3 separate regions of the Homo sapiens genome follow, and all the other regions are linked to region 3. A link is a loop called in an ENCODE intact Hi-C map of the cell type or tissue named here. Cell type or tissue: OCI-LY7. All regions are shown on one strand. Each heading gives the region's core, and the rest is flanking DNA. Links, peaks and the distances in the headings are about the cores only.

The links. Peaks named below come from ENCODE experiments on the same cell type or tissue, not always from the same donor. Only the 100,000 strongest peaks of a DNase experiment are listed, where the experiment ranks them.
Region 1: it touches region 3 in a loop (7-fold over the local background); 31 of 110 quality-filtered maps call a loop at or near these places.
Region 2: a loop joins it to region 3, with 7 times the contacts of the local background. A loop is called at or near these places in 13 of 110 quality-filtered maps.

Annotation. Positions count from the first base shown.
Region 1 is chr14:95,557,552-95,565,287 of GRCh38, reverse strand. No RefSeq gene overlaps it. Among named protein-coding and RNA genes, the nearest start is that of LINC02318, 12 kb to the left of the region's middle. RefSeq lists an enhancer at 7,117-7,616. In OCI-LY7, for the core only: CTCF peaks have their summits at 3,968 and 4,171 (motif pointing left); a DNase peak (open chromatin) is centred at 4,157.
Region 2 is chr14:95,607,206-95,614,641 of GRCh38, reverse strand. No RefSeq gene overlaps it. Among named protein-coding and RNA genes, the nearest start is that of LINC02318, 37 kb to the right of the region's middle. RefSeq lists an enhancer at 164-233. In OCI-LY7, for the core only: CTCF peaks have their summits at 2,976, 3,176, 4,855 and 5,061 (motif pointing left); DNase peaks (open chromatin) are centred at 3,161 and 5,061.
Region 3 is chr14:95,680,303-95,688,038 of GRCh38, reverse strand. It overlaps TCL1B (TCL1 family AKT coactivator B), which reads right to left and starts at 1,613. Exons shown (of 4, transcript NM_004918.4): 1 at 1,410-1,613. The coding sequence starts at 1,571. In OCI-LY7, for the core only: CTCF peaks have their summits at 2,237, 3,813 and 4,036 (motif pointing right); a DNase peak (open chromatin) is centred at 4,028; H3K4me3 peaks cover 267 bases; H3K27ac peaks cover 1,093 bases.

The DNA.
Region 1 (7,736 bases), core at 1,674-6,673, 120 kb after region 3:
TTCAAACGATTCTCCTGCCTCAGCCTCCTAAGTAGCTGGGATTACAGATGCACACCACCACACCTGGCTAATTTTTTTTTTTTTTTTGAGACGGAGTCTCACTCTGTTGCCCAGGCTGGAGTCCAGTGGTGCGATCTTGGCTCACTGCAAGCTCCGCCTCCTGGGTTCTGCCATTCTTCTGCTTCAGCCTCCCAAGTAGCTGGGACTACAGGTGCCCGCCACCACGTCCGGCTGATTTTTTTTGTATTTTTAGTAGAGATAAGGTTTCATCATGTTAGCCAGGACGGTCTCGATCTCCTGACCTCGTGATCCGCTCACCTCGGCCTCCCAAAGTGCTGGGATTACAGGCGTGAGCCACCACACCTGGCCACACCTGGCTAATTTTTAAAAATCTTTAGTTGAGATGGGTTTTCACCATGTTGGCCAGGCTGGTCTCGAACTCCTGACCTCAAGTGATCCACCCACCTCAGCCTCCCAAAGTGCTGGGATTACAGGTGTGAACCACTGTGCTTGGCCTACTCTTTTATTTTATTTATTTATTATTATTAGAGACAAGGTCATATTATGTGGCCCAGGGTGGTCTTGAACTCCTGAGCTCAAGCAATCCACCCTCCTCAGCCTCCCAAAGTGTCAGGATTACAGATGTGAGGCATTGTGCCCAACCAGATGTTACTCTTCTCCCCTCTGACAGGTGAAAAGGCCTGTGGAGTAGAAGGGAGGGGCAGGTTTGCCCAGGGTCTCACAGTAAGAGACAAGCACCATACCAGGTACTGCCTGATCCCAAACCCACAGCGAGGGGAACCCGCGATGCTCGATCACCATGGCGGCACAGCAGTGAGCTTGGACCCTGGGGCTCAGACCGCACCCCCACATGCAGTTTTTTGTGACGCCAATAACACCATCATCACTCTGACCCCACAAACACAGCACAACCCAACAGAAGCTGGTTAGCAAGACTGTTCTCAGCAAGCCACTCCCAGCAGGGACACAGCCGCAGCTGGCTACTTTTCTCCCCAAAGGCCCTGTTCTGGGACATTGACTCATTGACTTTGCAAACTGCCAAGGAGGAAGGCAGCCAGCCAGCATCCTTGTCTTTATTTTCCCTGACACCTGGGCCTCTGAATCCCACACATTAACCAACATCTCTGAGGGTGTCTGGGCCAGGCCTTTGCAGCTGCCAGCAGATTTCCACGGGCATTTGGAAGGACTGGGAGGGTCTACCCCTACCACTCCCTGCCCATGAGATATCCCGGGCACCTTCTCAGCAAAGCTCAGCCTCACGGGTGTCCTTTCTGGGGACATGGCAGCGTGGGGAGAACTAACAGCAAGTGTGCAGCCACCGGCAGGTCTCGGCCCCATTGGGTTGGAACTAGCTCAAGGACCTTAGACAAGGCACTTCTTTTTCTAAGCTTAAGTTTTTAAAATTGGCCTGTTATTAAGAACTGAGTCACCAAATAAAAGTGATGATTTGCTGTGATTTTCTTTTTATTCGTTCACTCACTCATTCAGTATTTACTGCGTACCTTTGCTAGGCTTCACACTCAGTTTGTTACCAATAGGGATTTTTTTTTGTTGTTTGTTTGTTTGTTTTGAGATGGAGTCTTGATCTGTCGCCCAGGCTGGAGTGCAATGGCGCGATCTCAGCTCACAGCAACCTCTGCCTCTGGGTCCAAGCAATTCTTCTACCTCAGCCTCCCGAGTAGCTGGGATTATAGGCATCCACTATCTGGTTAATTTTTGTATTTTTAGTAGAGACGAGGTTTCACCATGTTGGCCAGGGTGGTCTTGAACTCCTGACCTCAGGTGATCCGCCCGCCTCGGCTTCCTAAAGTGCTGGGATTACGGGCGTGAGCCACCGTGCCCGGCCCAGTAAAGGATATTGACTGCAAGTTGTCCAGGTTCTTGGCATTTTGAGCAAAGAATTGGACAAAATGCACAGCAAAGCAGGGAAAGAATGAAGACATGAAAGCAGAGATTTATTGAAAGTGAAAGTACACTCCACAGGGTGGGAGTGACCAGAGCAGCGGCTCAAGGGCCCTGTTACAGAATCTTCTGAGGTCCAAGTACCCACCCACTGGAGGTTTCCCATTGGCCACTTGGTGTTCACCCCATGCAAATGAAGTGGCAGCCCGTGATCAGTCTGATTGTTGCAGAAAGTGCCCACAGGGCTGGGCTTGATGTGTTACGTCCTTGGTCCTCACAACAGGTATTGTGAGTGCGTCTGTACCATGACAAAGCCTGGGGCTCTGAGGCCATGTGTACTTTGCCTATGATCACTCAGCTAATAGGAGGGGTGCAGGACTCGAACCCAGGCTCGCTGCTCCTAAGCCATTCTCCTAACCATTGTGCAATGGTGCTTTCCTAGAGCTCTTACAATCCAGTAGTGTTCACAACACTCATACAGCTAAGCCTGATGTCGGGCTGGTCATACAGAGCGAGTAGGATTTCAGAGGAGAGAGGCAGCAGGTTTTATCTAGATGGACCAGGCAAGACTTGGAGGAAGACGCCACATTGAGCCTGATTTTACAGCAAAGCAAAGCTTCCACCTTCCCCCTCCACTCCTACTGCTTTGGCTATGCCAGGTCCCTCTGGGAATTTTCATTCTAGTGGAGGCGACAAGTGACCTCCCAAGGGCTGAGATAGTGAAGGGATGGGGACCCAGGAGACACACGTCAGGATAGGGAGATGTGACCTATGCTAGGGGGTCAGGCAGGCCTCCCCGGAGACAGGTGTTTTCAGCTGAGCCCCATGGGATGAGTACTTTTATCTGGATGAGAGAAGGTTCAAAGAGAGGGAATGAGCTCCCAAAGAGGACAGCATTTTTTAGACCCAAGGGATGAGAGAGCCTGGAGCCTGCAGGAGAATGAAAGCAGCTGAATGTGAGGGAGCACAGACAGCCAAAGAAGACATCACCAGAGTGGGCCCAGAGCCACAGGGCCTCAGCAGCTACTGCCGGGGTCGTCCTGAGCTTTCTGGCACAAAGGGAACCACTGCATAGTTGAATCCAGGATGAGTTACAGGTGTGTGGTTTCTTAAGCACGGGTAATGGACAGGTGGGGCTAGTTAGGAAATACGGGGTATGGTAAGGGGTTGGTGTGGAGAGAAGAAATGCAATTCAAGAGATATTTGGGGGCAGATACCAACAGGACTTGTTTGGATTGGAAGAAGGAGGCAAATGGGGTTTCCAGGTGTCTGGCTGTGGCAACCAATTTGGCAGCAGCTTTCGACAATGAACTACTTGGAAATTGCAATTTGTGTGCGGCGTGTCACATTTTCCAGCACAATATCATGTGTATTCTTAGAGTCTTCAGTCAGGTGGGAAATGAAGGTGCTATCAAAGGACCCTGACAGACAGCGCAGGGATAGCCTGTCTTGAATATGGCAGAGTCAAACCCACAAGCTCTTGGGGAGTCCTTAAACAATTGAGATTACCTTCTTTGATGACCACCCGCAGCCCAAGGGGAGGATACTTTGAATACCACCTACTCCACATCCCAACTAAGGAAAGGAAAACAAAGTTGGCTACCCCCAACTGTCTGGGATTTTTCAATTTTTGCCTTTTTCCCTCTCTCTTGTGTCTCCTATATAAATCCTACCCATGTAGAAGTCAATCTATCATTTGTTTCCCTCATAGATAAGCAAATTAATTGGCTTATTATATTACCTATGTCTTTTATTTATTCTTTGATAGGAGGCACTATTATTTTCTCCTTTTTACCGATGAGGAAACTGAGGCTCCGAGAGCTTGAGTGGTTTGTCCAAGGTAAATGGGAGCCAGGTTCTGATTCTGGTCTTCAGTGCCCAAATTCCTGCCCCTCTCTCTAGGACAGCTCGAAGCCCTATTCTGGCCTATTAAAGGGAGCATTTCCAGAGAGAAAAAAAAATGGATGTGGACACATTCGACGTTTCTGATATGATTGTGTTGTCTGGAGCCCAAACGCTCTCCCTCGGGCCCTTGAAATGATGGGAAGGATGCAAGGTCAGAAAAAATGTGGAATGTACGGGACTCGGGCTCTACCTGGGGACATAGAGAAATCTCCCTGATTTGTTTTTCACATAGAGAATTTACTTAGGGAAGGTGGAGAGTGCAGAACGCGGCTCCGCGTGGTGGCGAAGCATAAGAAGTGCACCTGCAGGCAGAAGGGAGCCAGATGGAGGCCACCTGCAATAACGGGGCTCATTCCCGGAGAAGCAGCGCCATCTGCTGGTTTCCCATGATATGACTGTGTCAGACCAGAACAAAAGCATTTAGAACAGGCCATCTCAAAGAAATGCTAGCCTGATATTTTACCTTTTGGAGTAAAATTTCAGACTATGCAAGGATTTGATCCACTTAGCATTGAAAACAAAACCAAAAGCAACCTGCTGTGGTCCGAATGTTTGTGTCTGCCCTAAATTCCTATGTTGAAATCCTAACTAACCCCAAGGGTGATGGTACTAGAAGATGGGGCCTATGGGAGGTGATCAGGTCGTAACGGTGCAATCCTCAGCAGAGGGATTAGTGCCCTTATAAAAGGGACCGCAAAGACACCCTAATCCCTGCTACCATGCAAGGACATAGGAAGAAGCCGCTAGCTATGAGGAAGTGGGTCCTCACTAAACACCAAATCAGCCGGGGCCTTGATCTTGGACTTGCCAGCCTCCTGAACTGTGAGAAATATATATATATATTTGAGACAGAGTCTTGCTCTGTTGCCCAGGCTGGAGTGCAGTGGCACAGTCATGGCCCATTGCAACCTCCACCTCCTGGGCTCAAGCAATCCCTTCACCTCAGCCTTCCAAGAAGCTGGGACTACAGGCATGCACCACCACACCCGGATAATTTTTGTATTTTTTGTAGAAACAGGTTTTCGCCATGTTGTCCAGGCTAGTCTTGAACTCCTGGCTTCAAGCAATCTGCCTGCCTCAACCTCCCAAAGTGTTGGGATTACAAGCATGAGCTACCACACCCGGCCAAAATTTCTGTTGTTTTATAGCCACCCAGCTTACAGTATTTTGTTATGGCATCCTAAACAGTCTAAGGAATGAGCTTTTGTTAATTATTCAATAAATAGTGTTAAGCCCTTAGAAAAATAAGACAGACATAGTTTCTGCCCTTTTGGAAGTTGCATTCTGGCAAAAGGTAAACATGCTGTACCATCTCTCACACACACATGTAGTTATATACATACATGCTTGTGTACATACATGCATTTGTATACAAGCTCGTTTTAGGTATTGGTAAATGTCATGAAGAAGGAAGAAGAATAAAAGATGATACTGGGCCAGGCGCGGTGGCTCACACCTGTAATCCCAGCACTTTGGGAGGCTGAGGTGGGCAGATCATGAGGTCAGGAGATCAAGAACATCCTGGCTAACATGGTGAAACCCATCTCTACTAAAAATACAAAAAAAAAAAAAAAATTAGCTGGGCGTGGTGGCAGGCGCCTGTAGTCCCAGCTACTCATGAGGCTGAGGCTGGGGAATGGAGTGAACCCGGGAGGCAGAGCTTGCAGTGAGCCGAGATCATGCCACTGCACTCCAGCCTGGGTGACAGAGTGAGACTCCGTCTCAAAAAAAAACAAAAAAAAGATGATACTGACTGGGGTTCTGGTGGAATAAGCTGGGGTTTGCTCTCCAGCCAGGACAATAGAAAAGACCTCTTTGAATTAAGATCTGAATCATGAGAAGAAGGTAGATGTGTAGGAAAGAAGAATTTCCAAAGAGAAGGAACAAGAGCAGAGGGTGGGTCCAAGCCTGACAGCGTGAGAAAGAAGCCACGGGGGCTGGGGCACAGCCAGTGCATGGCCCAGCTGAGTTCTGTAAGCAAAAGGCCTGCATCAGCAAGATTCACGTTTCCCAAGACTATCTCTTGAAAAGAATAGGTGCTTATTGTTTAATCTTTCCAGATTCTTACATAACTGGGCACTCTTTCAATTACTTTAGTTTAAATAACTACAGTCTTTCTGGGGAAGCCACATTAGCCTGAAATGACCTCAAGGTGAGCTGTTTGGCCAAACACGTTTAAACCAGATACAGCTAGTAATCCCAGCTGGAATGTTGAACGACATTGTAAATAAGCCTTTTAAAAAATATAGAATTTCGGCAGGGCGCGGTGGCTCATGCCTATAATCCCAGCACTTCGGGAGGCCCAGGCGGGCAGATCACGAGGTCAGAAGTTCGAGACCAGCCTGACCAACATGGTGAAACCCTGTCTCTACTAAAAATACAAAAATTAGCCGGGTGTGGTGGTGCATGCCTGTAATCCCAGCTACTCAGGAGGCTGAGGCAAAAGAATCACTGGAACCCAGGAGGTGGAGGTTGCAGTGAGCTGAGATAGCACCATTGCACTCTAGCCTGGGTGACAGAGCGAGACTCCGTCTCAAAAAAAAAAAAATATATATATATATATACACACACACACACGTATATATTTTTATATACACATATGTATATATTTTTATATTTATATATACATATATATTTTTATATTTATATATAATTTCAACTTTTATTTTAGATTGGGAGGGTACATGTGCAGGTTTGTTACACGGATATATTGAATGACACTGAGGTTTGAGGTAGGAATGATTCCATCACTGAGCATAGTACCTAATAGGTAGTTTTTCAGCCCTTTCCCGACTCCCTCTCCCCGCTTCTAGTAGTCTCCAGTGTCTACTGTTTCCTTGTTTACATCCATATGTACCCAATGTTTAGTTTCCATTTGTGAGGACATGTGGTATATGGTTTTCTGTTTCTGCATTAATTCACTTGGTATAATGGCCTCCAGCTGCATCCAGGTTGCTGCAAAGGACATTATCTCATTCTTTTTTATGACTGCATAGTAGTCCATGGTGTATATATACCACATTTTCTTTATCCAATCCACCTTTGATGGGCACCTAGGTTGATTCCATATCTCTGCTATCGTGAATAGTGCTGTGATGAACATACAAGTGCATGTGTCTTTTTGGTGCAATGATTTATTTTCCTTTGGATATATGCCCAGTAATGGGATTGCTAGGTGGAATGGTAGTTCTGTTTTAAATGCTCTGAGAAATCTCCAAACTGTTTTCCACAGTGGCTGAACTAATTTGCATTCCCACCAAACAATGTAAACTAATTTACATCCCCACCAATAAGGGTTTCCTTTTCTCTGCAGCCTGGCCAGTATCTGTTGTTTTTTGACTTTTTAATAATAGCCATTCTGGCTGGTGTGAGATGATACCTCATTGTGGTTTTGGTTTGCATTTCTCTGATGATTAGTGATGTTGAGCATTCTTTCATACGGTAAACAAGCCTTTTAAAGATCACTTTAAAAAGCAAATCGATGGGTAGTTACATCATAGAGACCATGGTTAAACACCTACAGAAAAAAAAATTCAGTGTCCTAATGTGCTTAAGATAAAATGCTCATGGAAGTGGTCATACATGGATTCAAAACTGCTCCAGCTCAGAAAACTTAAATAAAAGTAAAGGTAGTCTGAGTGTAGTGGTTCCTGCCTGTAATCTCAGCACTTTGGGAGGCCAAGGCGGGTGGGTCGCTGGAGCTCGGGAGCAGCCTGGGCAGCCGAGACTAGCCTGGGCAGCATGACAATACCCTGTCTCTACCAAAAATACCAAAAAATTACCCGGGCGTGGTTGTGTGCACCTGTAATCCCAGCTACTCAGGAGGCTGAGGCGGGAGGATCGCTTGAGCCTAGAAGGCGGAAGTTGCAGTGAGCAGAGATCACACCACTGCACCCCAGCCTGGGCAA
Region 2 (7,436 bases), core at 2,437-7,436, 74 kb after region 3:
ACATCACTATTGTAGAACCTAAGATTGGCTTTCTGAGATGTCTTTTCAGACTTTTGCATGTCTGAAGACCAGATGACTCCAGCTGGACTTGTGATCATGACTCACCTGGTCTTATGACCCCACCCAGAGGCGGACTCAGTGCACAAGGACCATTTTCCACATCCATATGATGCGTTACCAACCAGTAAGCAGCACCCATTCTGTATTCCCTGGCCCACCATACTATCCTTGAAAAGGGTAACCTCTGAGACTTCGGGGAGACTGATTTTAGTAACGACTTCCATTCTCCCATATGGGCTGGCCTCATGTCAACTAAACTCTTTCTTCACTGCAATGCCATGGTCTCAGTGAATTGGTTTTGTCTGTGCAGTGGGCAGGAAGAACCTGTGTGGTGATTACACTGTCACCATCAAATGAGAAGGCTGACAGGAGCACAGATCCCCAGCTTCCTGCATCTGCTAACTCCACAGGAGCTTTCTAGCTAAACAGATCAAGTTGAGCCTCTGAGGACCATGTCGACATTTCCTTAAAATGGTGAGGCACAGTGATGTGAAATGAATTGTTCTTCACGGGAAACACCCTGTTGGTGGTCACTGAAGCAGTGTTTCCACAGCTGGGATATGCACTTTTTCAAGGGCAAAAGAGGCATCAGGGCAAGTGACTATATTCTTGGGAATTTTATCTGTATCCTCACTAGCCCTGTGACTTTGGACATAAAACATAATCTCTTGGAGCCCTCATTTTCTCATTTCTTCCCTCATTTTCTCATTTCCTAAGTGGTCATTGTGCTGCCGGCCTCAGGGTACTTAAATACATGTAATAGATGCAAAATGTCTAGCTTGTAGTAGGTGCTCCTTAGAACCAAGGGTCTTAAAAAAAATGTTTTGGCAACAGCTGGACTTTTAGCTGAATGGGCTATTTATAATGTCTTTGGCCCATAAGCGTCAAAGGTAGTACTATTTTGTTTCGGTACACCTTGGATTTGCCTCATTTGAGGAAATGTGAAAGAGAGAAATGCTAACATCTGTCTATTTTAAGGACTTTTCAGAGCACGGCACATCTTTCAGTCGCATATGTGTTAGTTTGGCAAACTGGAAATGAAGTGTTAGCTTTGAACCTCAGTCCCAACTGGTGCTGACCCCATTCTTGCCCTTCCAGCCTTCTTGACTACCAGGGTGCTTCCCAAGTGGCCTGGGCCCTGGCCACGGTTCTTTCCCTGATGGACCACCTCTCTGGGCTGGCAGGTCACCCTTCTCTTCATCACAAATAACAAATCCTACACCTACCCTGTCTTCGAAGTGGCGCAAATATCATCTCCTACAGGAAGTCTTCTTTTCAGCCCCAGCATATTTGTTCTCTCTCCCATTCCTGCTGCAGTGCAGGGAGCTTTGGAGTTAGCACTGGGTTTACAATGTGGACTCACCTCTTACCAGCTCTGTGACCTGAAGCAAATGGCCTAACCTCTCTGCGCAGACATTTCCTCATGTAAAAATAGAATAAATCACTTAATTTGTAGGGCCGTTGTGAAGACTATATGACACAGATCTTTTTTTTTTGAGACAGAGTCTCACTCTTTCACCTAGGCTGGAGTGCAATGGCTTGATCTTGGCTCACTGCGACCTCCACCTCCCAGGTTCAAATGATTCTTCCGTCTCAGTCTCTGAAGTACCCAGGACTGCAGGTACACACACCACGCTGACTAGTTTTTGTATTTTTTAGTAGAAACTTGGTTTTCTACTAAAACGGGTTTTGCCATGTTGGCCAGGCTGTTCTTGAACTCCTGACCTCAGGTGATCCATCCGCCTCGGCCTCCCAAAGTGCTGGGATTATAGGCGTGAGGCACCATGCCTGGCCTTCTTTCTTCTTCCTTCCATTGGCCAGTATCACTGCATTCTCTGTCTTAGCTTGAATGCTCAGGTCTTTTGCAACAAGCTTGTAGCTTCTCATTCATTCATGAATTCATTCATTAATTCTTTCAAAAATATTAATTGAATACCTGTTTGCCAGGCACTGTCCCAGGCATCTGGATACACATGTGAATGAAGTAGTCAGAGACCCCCATCCTCACAGGATTTAACTTCAAGCTGGGAAGGCAGAAAATAAACAATAATCATAACAAATCACATTTTTTATGTGTGTTAGAAGATGTTAAGGGCTATGAAAAAAGGCGGAAGAGGAGAGGGGAGATTAGAAGTGTTGGGGGAAAACCAGGCTGCAGCAGTAAACAGGTGGCCAGGAAAATCTCATGGAGAAGGCGAGATTTAAGCACAAACTTGAAGGAAATGAGTACATTTCATCCATTTGTTGAATAAATGAATGAAGCAAGAAATAACTACACTTTATTTATGTTTAAGGTAAAATAGCTCAACAGCAAGAACTTGAAACTATAAGATTTCAGGCCAGCCATGGTGGCACACGCCTGTAATCCCAGGACTTTGGGAGGCCAAGGGAGGCAGACCACTTGAGGTCAGGAGTTCAAGACTAGCCTGGCCAACATGGCAAAACCCCGTCTGTACTAAAAATACAAAAATTAGCCGGGCATCGTGGTGCATACCTGTATTCCCACTACTCGGGAGGCGGAGCCATGAGAATTGCTTGAACTGGAGAGGCAGAGGTTGCAGTGAGCCTAGATCGCACCACTGCACTCTAGCCTAGGTGACAGAGTGAGACTCTATCTCAAAAAAATAAAGGAACTATAAGATTTCTACCAAACCCAGATCATATCCCATTAATAGAGGCAAGGAAAATCCTGAAAGTAATTGGTCCTAAAAGTCACATGCCGTTTATAAAGAGTCACACACTGCCAAGGGGGAAGGGGAGGGCTGAATCAACAGGGGAAGGCTTAATTAACTTCCTCGTGTAAATAATATTTACAAATTGCATCTGACAAGAGAAGTCTTTGTACAGTGAGTAACTCCTCCTGCGAATTCTCAAATGAGTTTGCCAGCTCTGACCTGCGTTGTGTGGGTGGCACTCGGGAAGACTCACAACTGAGAGACCGGCTGGGATTTAAAAAGTGCTCCTCCTTAAATGGGCACTGGATGGCAGATAAAGCAACTTTACTTATGTGGTGGCTGTGTCCCAGGTGACCTGCCCAATGGCCACCTGCATGACTGTAGAAAGAACCATTGACACGGCAGAAAGAACTCATAGGTCAATCTTCACATGGTCTTCCAGCAACCCCAGGAGGTGAAAGAGGTGAAGTCTTCACTCTCACTTCACAGAGGAAGCAGTGGAAGCTCAGAGAGGGCCAGTGATGCTCCAAAGTCACACAGCTACTGCCCAGCAGGATTCAGCCCCAGACTCAGGTCGTCCAATGCCCATTCAGGTTCTGGTCCACTTCAGGCAGGTGGACTGAAGCCTAGGGAGGAAGACAAGGTGGAGAGAAGGAACCACCAGCTCATTCTGTTTCCCAAGCAGGGGAATGGGTATTCATGGACTGCCACAGAACATCACCACCTTGTTCAGCTCCAAAGTGCTGTGTGGAGTGTGGCCACTGAAGTCCCCATGAAAACCAGCCCATCTCACGTGCCAAATGTGCAAAAAGGGGCAAGGAGGGTCTTGAGCTGTCAACCTTGTAGCATAAAGTTTTCTAGCAGGAGAAGCAACACTTCTTAACCATTCAACTCTACAAATCTGGAGGGGCCAGACATCAATGCAGATAAAATCGTACAGCAACCATTCTTTCCTTGGTCTCAACCTCACCTGGAAAATGTCCCCTAGACACTACTAAAGCATCTTTTGACCTGAAATGATATCACTCCTTTCTCTTTCTCCTTTCCTTTCTTTCTTTCTTTCTTTCTCTTTCTTTCTTTCTTTCTTTCTTTCTTTCTTTCTTTCTTTCTTTCTTTCTTTCTTTCTCTCTCTCTCTCTCTCTCTCTTTCTTTCTTTCTTTCTTCTTTCTCTCTCTCTCTCTCTCTTTCTTTCTTTCTTGACAAGGTCTTGCTCTGTCACCCAGGGTAGATAGAGTTCAGTGACACGATCATGGCTTACTGTAGCCTTAACCTTCCAGGCTCAAGCCATCTTACCATCTCAGCCTCCTGAGTAGCTGAGACTGTGGGCACACAACACCATACCTGGCTAATTGTTTGTGTGTGTGTATGTGTGCTTTTTTAAAAAATGTTTTGTAAAGATGAGGTCTTCCTATGTTATGCAGATTGGTCTCAAACTCCTGGCCTCTAGCCATCCTTCCACCGTGGCCTCTCAAAGTGTTGGGATTACAGGCATTAGCCACCATGCCCAGCCTCTCACTTGTTTCTTGATGGGATTTTATGTTTAATTTGTTTCTTCATTCATTCATTCATTCATCCATTCATTCATTCATTCACTCGTAAGTAGATAACTAGATAACTAGATCCTGGTCCTGCCCTCAGGAACCATGGCGATGTTTGCAGTACTAGGAGAGGATAAACACTGAGAATTAAAGGAGCCAGAAGAGGGGTACCTCGCTGTGTTCTGGGTAAAGTAGGAGGTGAAGGAAGGCTTCCTGGAAGAAGTGGAACCTGGGCTAAGCCTTGAAGGATAGGGGAAGTTATCTGGGTAAGACATGGAGGGCAGAAAGGTAAGAGTGAGAGCAAGTCATCCGAGGCCTATAGACCAGAGAACACCATGGAATATCTGGGAGCATGGTGTTTATACTGGTGGAGCAGGAGGTTCTGAGCCATCCCAGATGGATGGAGCCAAGAGATAAAAGCAGAGAGAGAGAGACAGGACCTTGGGAACCAGACTGAAGGAGCTTGGACTTGATCTCTAAGAACAGCAGAGACAGCTAGTGGAGAGCATTAAGTAGGGAAGTGACGGGGTCAGATTCGTGTGTTAGGAAGACCAGTCTGGCATCTACAGGGAGAAGAGACTGGAATCCAGAGAAGTAGGCAGGGAGGACTGGCAGGATTTTTCTCTCTCCCAGCTCAGCCTCACAAGGTTGGTTTCCACAAACCCTTCCATGCCAAGCAGCCCTGGTGCCCTCAGTGAGATCTGGAGCCCAGACACCTTGGGATTCTGGGCGGCAGGACCCATATGGAATCTTTACCAGATCAGCTCTCTGCTGCCCCCAACTGTCTCCAAGAGGCCCTTTGGTCCTTGCAGGCTTTTTCTAAACCTCTTAGAATCTAGCATAGGGGTAGCAAACTTTTTCTGTAAAAGATGAAGTAGTGCGATATTGGACTTTGCAGAATATACGGTCCCTGTTGCAACTACTCTACGTTGCAACACGGAGGCAGCCACAGACAAAATAGAAACAAATGAGTGTGGCTGTGTCCCAATAAAACTTTATTTACGGACATTAAAATTTGAATTGCACATAATTTTCACAAGTCACAAAACATTCTTCTTCTTTTGTTGTTTTTTTAGACATTTAAAATGTAAAAAATTCAGAAACAACAACAAAAAACAAATAACTCAATTTAAAAATGGGCTAAGGACTTGAAGAGACGTTTCTCCAAAGAGATATACAAATGGCAAACAAGCACATGAAAAAGATGATCAGCCCCTCTCATCATGAGAGACATCAAAACTAAAGCCACGATGAGATGTCATCTCACCCCTATTGGAATGGCAACTGTCAAAACACAAAGTAACGCATATGGACAAGGATATGGAGAAACTGGAACCCTTATGCGCTGTTGGTGGGGATGTGAAATGGTGCAGCTGCTATGGAAAACAGTTTGGCAGTTCCTCAAAAAATTCCAAATAGAATTACCATAGATTCAGCAATTCTACTTCTGAATATATACCCCAAAGAATTGCAAACCAGATCTCAAAGAGATCTTTGTCGACCCATGTTCTTAGCTGCACTATTCACAGTAGCCAAGAGGTGGAAGCGACCCAGATGTCCATCAATGGATGAGTGGATCAACAGAGTGTGCTATGTACATACAGTGCTATTCAGCCTTAAAAAGGGACAAAAGTCTGACATTTGCTACACCATGTGAATGAACCTTGAGGATATTATGCTAAGTGATATAAGTTAGTCACAAAAAAAGACAAATACTGTATGATTCTACTTACATGAGGTACTTGGAGTAGTCAAATTCATAGACACAGGAAGAATGGTGATGGCCAGGGCTTCGGGGAGGGGAAGATAGGGAGTTGTTTCATGGGTATAGAGTTTAAGTTTTGCAAAATAAAAAAGTTCTAGAGATTAGTCTTACAACAATGTGAATATACTTATCACTACTGAACTGTATACTTAAAAACAGTTAAGGTAGTACATTTTATGTTATCTATACTTTACCACGGTTTTTTTTTCTTTTGAGACAGAGTCTCGCTCTGTCGCCCAGGCTGGAGTGACGTGGCGTGATCTCGGCTCACTGCAACCTCCACTTCCCGGATTCAAGCGATTCTTCTGCCTCAGCCTCTCAAGTAGCTGGGACTACAGGCACATGCCACCACACCCGGCTAATTTTTGTATTTTTAGTAGAGATGGGGTTTCACCATATTGGCCAGGCTGATCTGGAACTCCTGACCTCGTGATCCACCTGCCTCGGCCTCCCAAAGTGCTGGGATTACAGGCATGAGCCACCGCGCCAGGCCCACACAATGTTTTTTAAATGTAGAAACCATTGCAAGCTGGGACACTATACAAAAACAGGTGGCAGGCTAGACTTATTTGTTAGTCCATAGTTTGCTGTCTCCTACTCTAGCAGAACAAAATCCATGGACTTCCAGAACCCTTCCTTAAAACCTCACAGCACCCCTTCTGAAGTTCTCAGAACCAACGGCATTTTCCAATTTCCTCACAGGGCTTGGGAAGAGAACTTTTGCTGATCTTAATGAAATATGACTTTTGAACTCCAAATTGGGATTCAGTGAATGGAAGCAACAGAGTCTGACCCATACTATGAATTGGTCCCAGATCTGTTTCTACCTTTCTCCTCCTAGCATGAGTGACAGGCACTGTAAATCCTCTACGGATGCAGCCTCCAGAGGGTTCAAGCCTCCCTGTGATTGGGAAGTGCATTGTCAAGTTCACACCTGATTGGTTTGTCACATAACATTCTGACTTCAGTTCTTCATTTAACACATTTACTGAGCATCCAGTCCCTGAACTAGACCTTGGGGTACAGCAATGAAGAGGACATGGCCCATCTCCTAGGAGCTCACAGCCTCATGAGCATTCATGTGGGTGTGTCGGGGAAACTGTCCTAGGGACCTGGGACAGTAACTTGTTGAGCTAGAAGGCTTGAAACCCACCCAACTCTACCATCCACTCTCATATACCCTTCCTTTTCTTTTGGCCCAAATTTTTGAAAGAATTTGGTCACCACTCAGCACCCTGGGACAGAGAGGAGATAAACATCCATATAGCACAGCTCAAAAAGTTACTGCTGGGGCCCAGGCTGGCGTGGCAGGCCAGGCTTCCCACTCTCCAAACCCGTTTTCTTCTCCTTCTGGCACACAGCTAGCCTACGTCTCCCAGACGCCTTGCGTTAGGTGTG
Region 3 (7,736 bases), core at 1,362-6,361:
CAACAGAGCAAGACTTTCTCAAAAAACAAACAAACAGGCAGTGAATTGTTTACGAAGACCTAAACGGCATTTTTTTTTTTTTTTTTTGGGACGGAGTCTCACTCTGTCACCCAGGCTGGAGTGCAGTGGTGCGATCTCGGCTCACTACAAGCTTCGCCTCCCGGGTTCACGCCATTCTCCTGCCTCAGCCTCCCGAGTAGCTGGGACTACAGGCGTCCACCACCACGCCCGGCTAATTTTTTGTATTTTTAGTAGAGACGGGGTTTCCCCATGTTGGCTAGGATGGTCTCGATCTCCTGATCTCGTGATAAGCCCATCTCGGCCTCCCAAAGTGCTGGGATTACAGGCGTGAGCCACCGCGCCCAGCCCTAAATGGCATTTTAAATATCCGGATATGCTTTTACCACATTACACTAAGGTACAGCCAGCCCCCCATTTCCATGGATACTGCACCCATGAATTCGACTAACCTCAGATTAAAAATATTTTGGGAAAAAAAGAAATTCCACAAAGTTCCCAAAAGCAGAGCTTGAAGTGATGTGTAGGTGTAGCATTAGGTGTTATTAGTAATCTGATTTCAAATATAGTAGAGGATGCGCTGAGGTTATATGTAATTACTACCCAGGTCATTTTCTATCAGGGACTTGAGCATCCACAGTCGGTCCTGGAATCAATTCCCCACCGCCACCCACACCAGAAACGCTACTGTATTTACTTCATCCCTCAAAGACTGGCTGTGATCTAAAGCCCTCATCTACAGCCGTTTCCTGAGTCATTATCATTATCACCTGGGGAGCTTTTGAAAAGTAAAGAATCTAGGACTCCACCCAAGCCTCCTGAATTAATTTCCAGAATCTGTTATCAGTCAAATGCTTCCCCAGGCCATTCAGGCGGTGAGCCATGTATGTGAGCATGTCTGTGACTAGCTTGCCACAGAGGTATATTATTCTCATTTTGCAGATCAGTAATCTGACACCAATGTCATGTTCATCCTGTTGGCCCACCTGGTGCCTCCAGGCTGCAATGCTTTTGCTTATACTACTCCTGCCTCCTTTCTAGACCTGGAGAACTCCTACTCATCCCACAAAGCCCAGCTCAATAGCTGCCCCATTTGTGGGCCTTCCCAGCAGGCACTGGGAATGGCACTAAGCCCTGAGCTACCTTAGCCTCGGCTTCACCACGCAGGACCACATTATCTCATGTGGATAAGCTTGTGCCTGTGGTCCCTTTACGGGGGGTGTTCCTGGGGCCAGGGCTGGGCATGGACATTGCTGCGCTCCTAGACCTGCACAGAAGTGAGTTTTCCAGTGCGGGTGAGAACGGCCCCCTCTGACCCCCACCGCGGTCCCACACGGGCAGGGGTCAGTGCGCAGCCCTCCCCACAGCCTCCCCTCGTGCCCAGGACTCACTCTGCTGCCCTGGGAGGCCCTGGCCCATTCCCTACGCGAGGGATTGAACCGCACGACCACAGTCACCCAGGTTCTCCCCTCCTCATCTTCGTAGATGCCAGGCCTCTGGATCCACAGACGGCCAGGGGGCACCCCTAGACGCACAGAAGCTTCGGAGGCCATGGCAAGTCTGCAACCGGGACCCGCCTCTAGGCTCACACGTGTAGCTTTCCAGCTGCGCAATCTCCTTAAATGGAGCAGCTCCGGCGTGGGTGGGGCCCGGGCCGGCAGTGGGGGCGGGGCCGGCAGTGGGGGCGGGGCCAGTCGGGGGAGGAGGGGGAGGAGGAGGAAGGGGGAGGAGGGAGGAGGGAGGAGGGAGGAGGAGGAGGGGGGAAAAAAGCAACCTGCAGCAGGGGCTAGGCAGGGACGAGGCCAAAGAGCAGCGGAGTTAGGAACCCGGCCTGGGTCTCCTGGAGGGGCTGTGGCTGGACCGGCAGCTGCTGGAGGCAAAAGGGCGGCTCCCGGGGATAGAGCTGCCCAGGCTTCACCCCAGGCCTCTGCAAGGAATTTGGCTCCTAAGACCTATTCCACCTCCCTTCCACTGGTCCCAGTCCCTCCGCAGCCTCCTCCCTGAGCACCCCTGCCCAATTTTCTGTCAGGTGATTCCCCTCCTTTGCTCCCCACGACCCCCTGCCAACCATCCTGCCCCAGATCCTGAGCTGGCATGCACGACCCTGGTCTCTCCTATCCCTGTGGCCATTCCTTTAACAGGACTCTGTGTCAGGGACCCTTCTCTGAGCTTAGAGCTTAGAGGCATGGGGGGCGGGGGGCGCTGTAACCTCAGTGGACTCTTGCCCCTGGAGGTATCTGGTGAAGGCGCATCCTGCACAAATCAAGCTCCCTCTCCTTAGAAAATAAGCCAGTGCACTATCAGCATCTGAGCTCAGGATCAGATAAAGCCCACAGAAACAAGGCCACCGGAGGCCACGTGGCCACCTGGCCAGCCCATCCTTGGCCATGGGGCCCAGAGTGCCCACTTGGCCTGGTCGTCTTACTTGCTCGACTTTGTCAAGAGGCCTCAGAAGCTCAAGAACATAGCAAGAAGCAGGTCCGTTCTATAAGCACCCTGGGCTGCTTCTAAATGCACCATGAATAGGAACCTTTTCCTTTTGAAAACCACAAGCATGATTCTTCTAGTTCAAGTGAAGATTAGTATTGAGATGATGCCATTCTGCTGGGGAGATGTGAAAATGATTTCTGGACAGTCCTGATCCAGTGTAAATGGCAGGTAGGATAACCACTTTTGAAGAACTCCCTGGGCAGCTTCTGTGGAGGACTGAGTCTTGTTTTCACAGCAATTCCACCTCCATCCCCAGTGTTTTTCCAAGGAACCAACACTTGGGGTGGGAATGGAGTGGGCCAGGAAGACAAGGGACATCACAGTCTCATATAATGTGATCCATACATGGAATCACGTACGTGTGTCACCTTTGCCATATTCCATTGGTCAGGGGTAGGTCCTATCCTTACTCAAGGTTATGAATACCAGGAGGCAGGGATCATGGGGACCCCTGGTCTCCTGGGCCCCCCTGAAGCCTGTTTGCTGTAGGTACCTACCCTATGGGACTCCTCTGAGGATCAGATGAGGCTGTGTGTATAGTGTTAAAGCCTGACACATAGTGAATACTTGAAATACCCTGGTCAATAGTTATGTTCTCAGACTAGTTCCCTCTCCCAGGCAGAATCCATCATTCCTACCCTTGTAACCCCAATGCAATTGCTATTTATCTCTATCATTTTCTGTTGCAAATATATATTTTGATATTCTCAACCTCACTCCCTGATGGGCAGGTGTGTGGCTGTCAGTGGGGTTGGAGGTAAAGGTTGCCTAATATGTGGGGAGCCCCTATGCCATGTCAGGCATTTTTCATAGGGTATCTCACTAACACCTCCCAACAACTCCATAAACTAGAGACCGTCACCCCCATTTCATAGATGAAGTATCAGAGGCTTGAGTGGCTTAGCAACCTGAATGAAGTGGGTAGCAGAGGAAGGATATGGACCCAGCTGTTCCTGGCTCTAACATGCATGCTGCTTGTTGACTGCCTTGGCCAAGTTTGGCTCATTACATGGAAGAGGCAGAACCTGGAGTAGGGAGATCCACAGTGGCTACTGTAGAAATGGTGGTGGGGTCTGAAGATGGAGACTGAGAACACCTTGCCATGAGTGGGTGGTCAGAAGGTAAGCAGAGGTCTCCATAGGCAGAAAGAAATAACTACCAGTTAGCCTCAAGGTGGAAAATAGATTGCTTCACCGATCACCCTCTTTGGCCAGGTCTCCCATCCCTCAACCCTTGGACCTGGTATGAAAAAAGCCACGGAGCTGCAGGTGACAACAGTTTGGTTCCTGGTCCTTCAGCTGGTCTTTGTCCATGTCATGTCTGAGATAAGTGAGATAAGGCTATGTCTTCTGGCCAAGTTGTCCATCTCTGGTACCTGTGACCTGAAGGATTCACTCTCCGGGGTAGGTGTCACCAATGTCTTTGAGAACCACTTTGATCTCTCCAGAATTGCTCCCAGGATTGCCTGGTACTGATGGTGCACTCATGCCTGGGCCCAATGCTCTCCTCCTCCAGCAGAGGGAGCCCTTCACAAGCCCCAAGCCCTGGGGACGTTGAGGCTGGACACCCACTTGCCGGAAGGATTCCAGACCACAAACAAGGAGGCGCTGTGCAGGGCTTGGAAGGCTGGGTAAGAGTCACTGATACCTCTGCACATTTCTGTTCAGCTCCTCCTAGGTACTGGGCCAAAATGGCAGGGCAGACAAGATGCCAAAGGCAGACAGCCTAGACAGGGCATGGTTTAGATGGAACTGGCAAAGTTGTCCCACCGAGTAAGCAGCATGAGTAGACCTGGAGGAGAGGTAATTCAGGGTGTGTCTGGAGATCAGGAATAATGAGGATTATCCAAGCTCATATGATAAAGAATAAGAATGTGGTGGTGGTGGGGGCAGGGGTGGTATTGATGCTCCATTGTAAGCATCAAACACGCCAGTCCCAGCAGCTGGTTTTGAATGATGAGCAATGAGTGTTTGAGACAAGGAGTGACATAAGTATGCACTTAATGTTAGAACTAATGATAAAACCAAAGAGTGGCTTAGTATCAAGTAGATCATGACTACTAGAGAAAAGACTGGATGGGGATTGTGCAGATAATAACAAAAACAAGAACATCCAAGTTCCAGCTCTGCTTATTTCAGACAGTGAGCAGAGCAAACTTGCAAAGTGGTAAAAGAAAGTCAACCCAACCACGGAACTGAAGAATGAGGGTTTAGGAAAGTTTTGCTTATGTACACTATTTTCTTCTAAAGATTTTATTTAGATTAATTTTTCCATGTTGATATCCAATTAATGCCAATTATTTAAAAGACTATGCTTTGTCTACTGTACGGTATTATCACTTCTGTCATAAATCTGGGAACATTTATGTATGAGTCTGTTTCTGGACACTTTTCTATTCCATTAGTCTGTTTGTCTCTCCTTGTGTTGATACCACATTGCTAATTACTATAGCTTTAAAATAGGTCTTTATATCTTATTGTAAGATTCTGTTTCTCTGGAGAACCCTAATATAGCTATTCTCTTCCCTTTACATATCCATATGCATTTTAAAATCAGCTTGTTAATCCTCCCCACCTCCAAAAGCCTGCTAAGATTGATTGGGATTGTGTTGAATCTATAGGTATATTTGAAGAGAATTAACATCTCCAACATATTAAGACTTACGATCCGAAGCAATTGCATAGTGTATCCTTCCATATTTTGGGTTGTCTTTAACTGTTCTCTCTGATTTCATTAAATTAACTCTTAAGTATTTGATTGATGCTATTTTAAATGTCATTTCAAATTATGTATTATGTTTGTTGCTGTTATAAAAAAATGCAACTGGTTTGTGTGCATTGACACTATATCTAAGACCTAGATAAATTGACTTAACTCTAATAGTTTATCCACTATTTGAGGAAATGTCTTAGCCATTGTATCTTCAACTATTCCCGTCTCATCCTTTCTTTTCCTCCCTTTCCCTCTCTTTCAGTGACTCCAATTACACATTGTCAGACCCTTTAAACAAGTGTACCGTGCTCTCTATGCTCTGTTCTTGTTTTGTTTCCTTTTTTTTCCTCTCTGAGCTTCAATGTTGATGTTTTCTATTAGTTTATCTTCCAGTTCACTAATGCTGACATCTGCTATAACCAATCTGCTCTCAAACAATTCATTTCTTTGCTGCAAATATTATATTTATTAGTTCCAGGATGCCCATTTGATGCTTTTTTTAAAGATTAAAACTTTATCTGATAATCTCTACACTCTTAATCATTTTGTCCATCATTCTATTTCTTTGGACATAATCATGGTTACTTTAAAGTTCTTGTCTAATAACTCTGGTTTACTGGTGGGCCTCCTTCTATTGTCTACTTTTTCTCTTGGTTTTTAGTTAAATGGTCTTTTCTCTTGAGTAATATTTAAAGGAATGCCAAATATTTTGTATAAAAGCACTGGAAAGACTCTAGCGTTTTCCCCCCAAGTAGAGTTAACCCTATTCTCTGCTAGGCAGATAGAGTGAAGTATTAAACAGTTTAATCCCAATAGGGACTAAACTGAGTCAAGGTTAAGATGCAGTTTGGATAAGAATCAGTCTATCCAGCCAGGCACAGTGGCTCACTTTGTAATCCCCACACTTTGGGAAGCCAAGGTGGGTGGATCGCTTGAGCTCAGGAGTTTGAGACCAGCCTGGGCAACACAGTGAGACCCCCATCTCTACAAAAAAATATAAAAAGAGCTGGGTACAGTGGTGCATGCCTGTAGCTCCAGCTGAGGCTGAGGTGGGAGGATCACTTGAACCCAGGAGGTCAAGGCTGCAGTGAGTCAAGATTGAGCCACTGCACTCCAGCCTGGGTGACAGAGTGAGACCCTATATTAAAAAAAAAAAAATTGCCTATCTATCTCTAGTTTGCCCTGCTCTTAGAGTATGACCCTCAATCAAGAGTCTGGTAGGTCTTTGTCTCAGCACTGTGAACAAAATTCTCTGGAAAGGAAACTGGAGGAAAGAGACTTTATATTCCAGTGAATAGTTTGCAAACCAGGGAGATGCAGCCTTCAGTGTAAAACAAGATGTGTTCCAGAGCACAAAGGGAGGGTTGGGGTTCTGTAGCAAAAGTTTCCACCCAGGTTCCCAATCAGGTCCATTTATGCAAATGAGAGATTCAGACTCAGGTAGTTCCAATTAGTTGATACAGCTGAGCCTTGATTGGTCAAGGCAGGTGGGCTCTGATTGGTTGGTTTAGGCGTGCTCTGAAAGTCACCAAGTCAAACAGAGGTGTTGGATTTCTGGGAACTCAGGAGTACCTATGTGATTTCTAGTTAGCAGATGGCTGCTTGGCTGTATTTTACTATTTCACATTTAGGCCTCGTTAGCCACTGGGGATCTTTCTGTCTTTTTTTTTTTTTTTTTTCCTTTTGAGATGGCGTCTGGCTCTGTCGCCCAGGCTGGAGTGCAGTGGCGCAATCTCGGCTCACCGCAAGTTCCGCCTCCCGGGTTCACGCCATTCTCCTGCCTCAGCCTCCCGAGTAGCTGGGACTACAGGCGCCCACCATCACGCCCGGCTAATTTTTTTGTATTTTTAGTAGAGACGGGGTTTCACCGTGTTAGCCAGGATGGTCTTGATCTCCTGACCTCGTGATCCGCCCGCCTCGGCCTCCCAAAGTGCTGGGATTACAGGCGTGAGCCACCGCGCCCGGCCTAGGGATCTTTCTTGAAAGATTGGCTCTTTCAGGTTCACATTTGTTCATGACACTAAGAGACTGCAGGAAATTATTTTCCTTTTGGGGGTTTTGGCTTTGCTCTTCAGCATCCTGCCCTGAACTGCTTCAAATTGTAAAAAGCCTGTGGAGAGAGGGTACTGGCCACGCATTTGAGATTCCCTCAAGTCTCCACATTTGTCCAGCTGCACAAAACTCACAGCTAATGTTCTCAGGAAAAAGCAGCTGCAGATGCCTGACAGCAGGGGTCAGTTCACCTGCTCTCCAGCGTTTTCAGCTCCTGCCAAGCTGTTCTCAGGAACTCCACCCCCTGGTGAGCCTTTGTCTTCTCAGGAGACCACAGGGAGCCTGGGCAACACGGTGAGACCCCACTCTACAAAAAATACAAAAAGTACCCGGGAGTGGTGGCACGTGCCTGTGGTCCCAGCTACTCCGGGGCTGAGGTGGGAGGATCACTTGAGCCTGAGAGGTCCAGGCTGCAGTGAGCTGTGATTTTGCCACTGCATTCCTGCCTGGGTGACAGAAAGAGA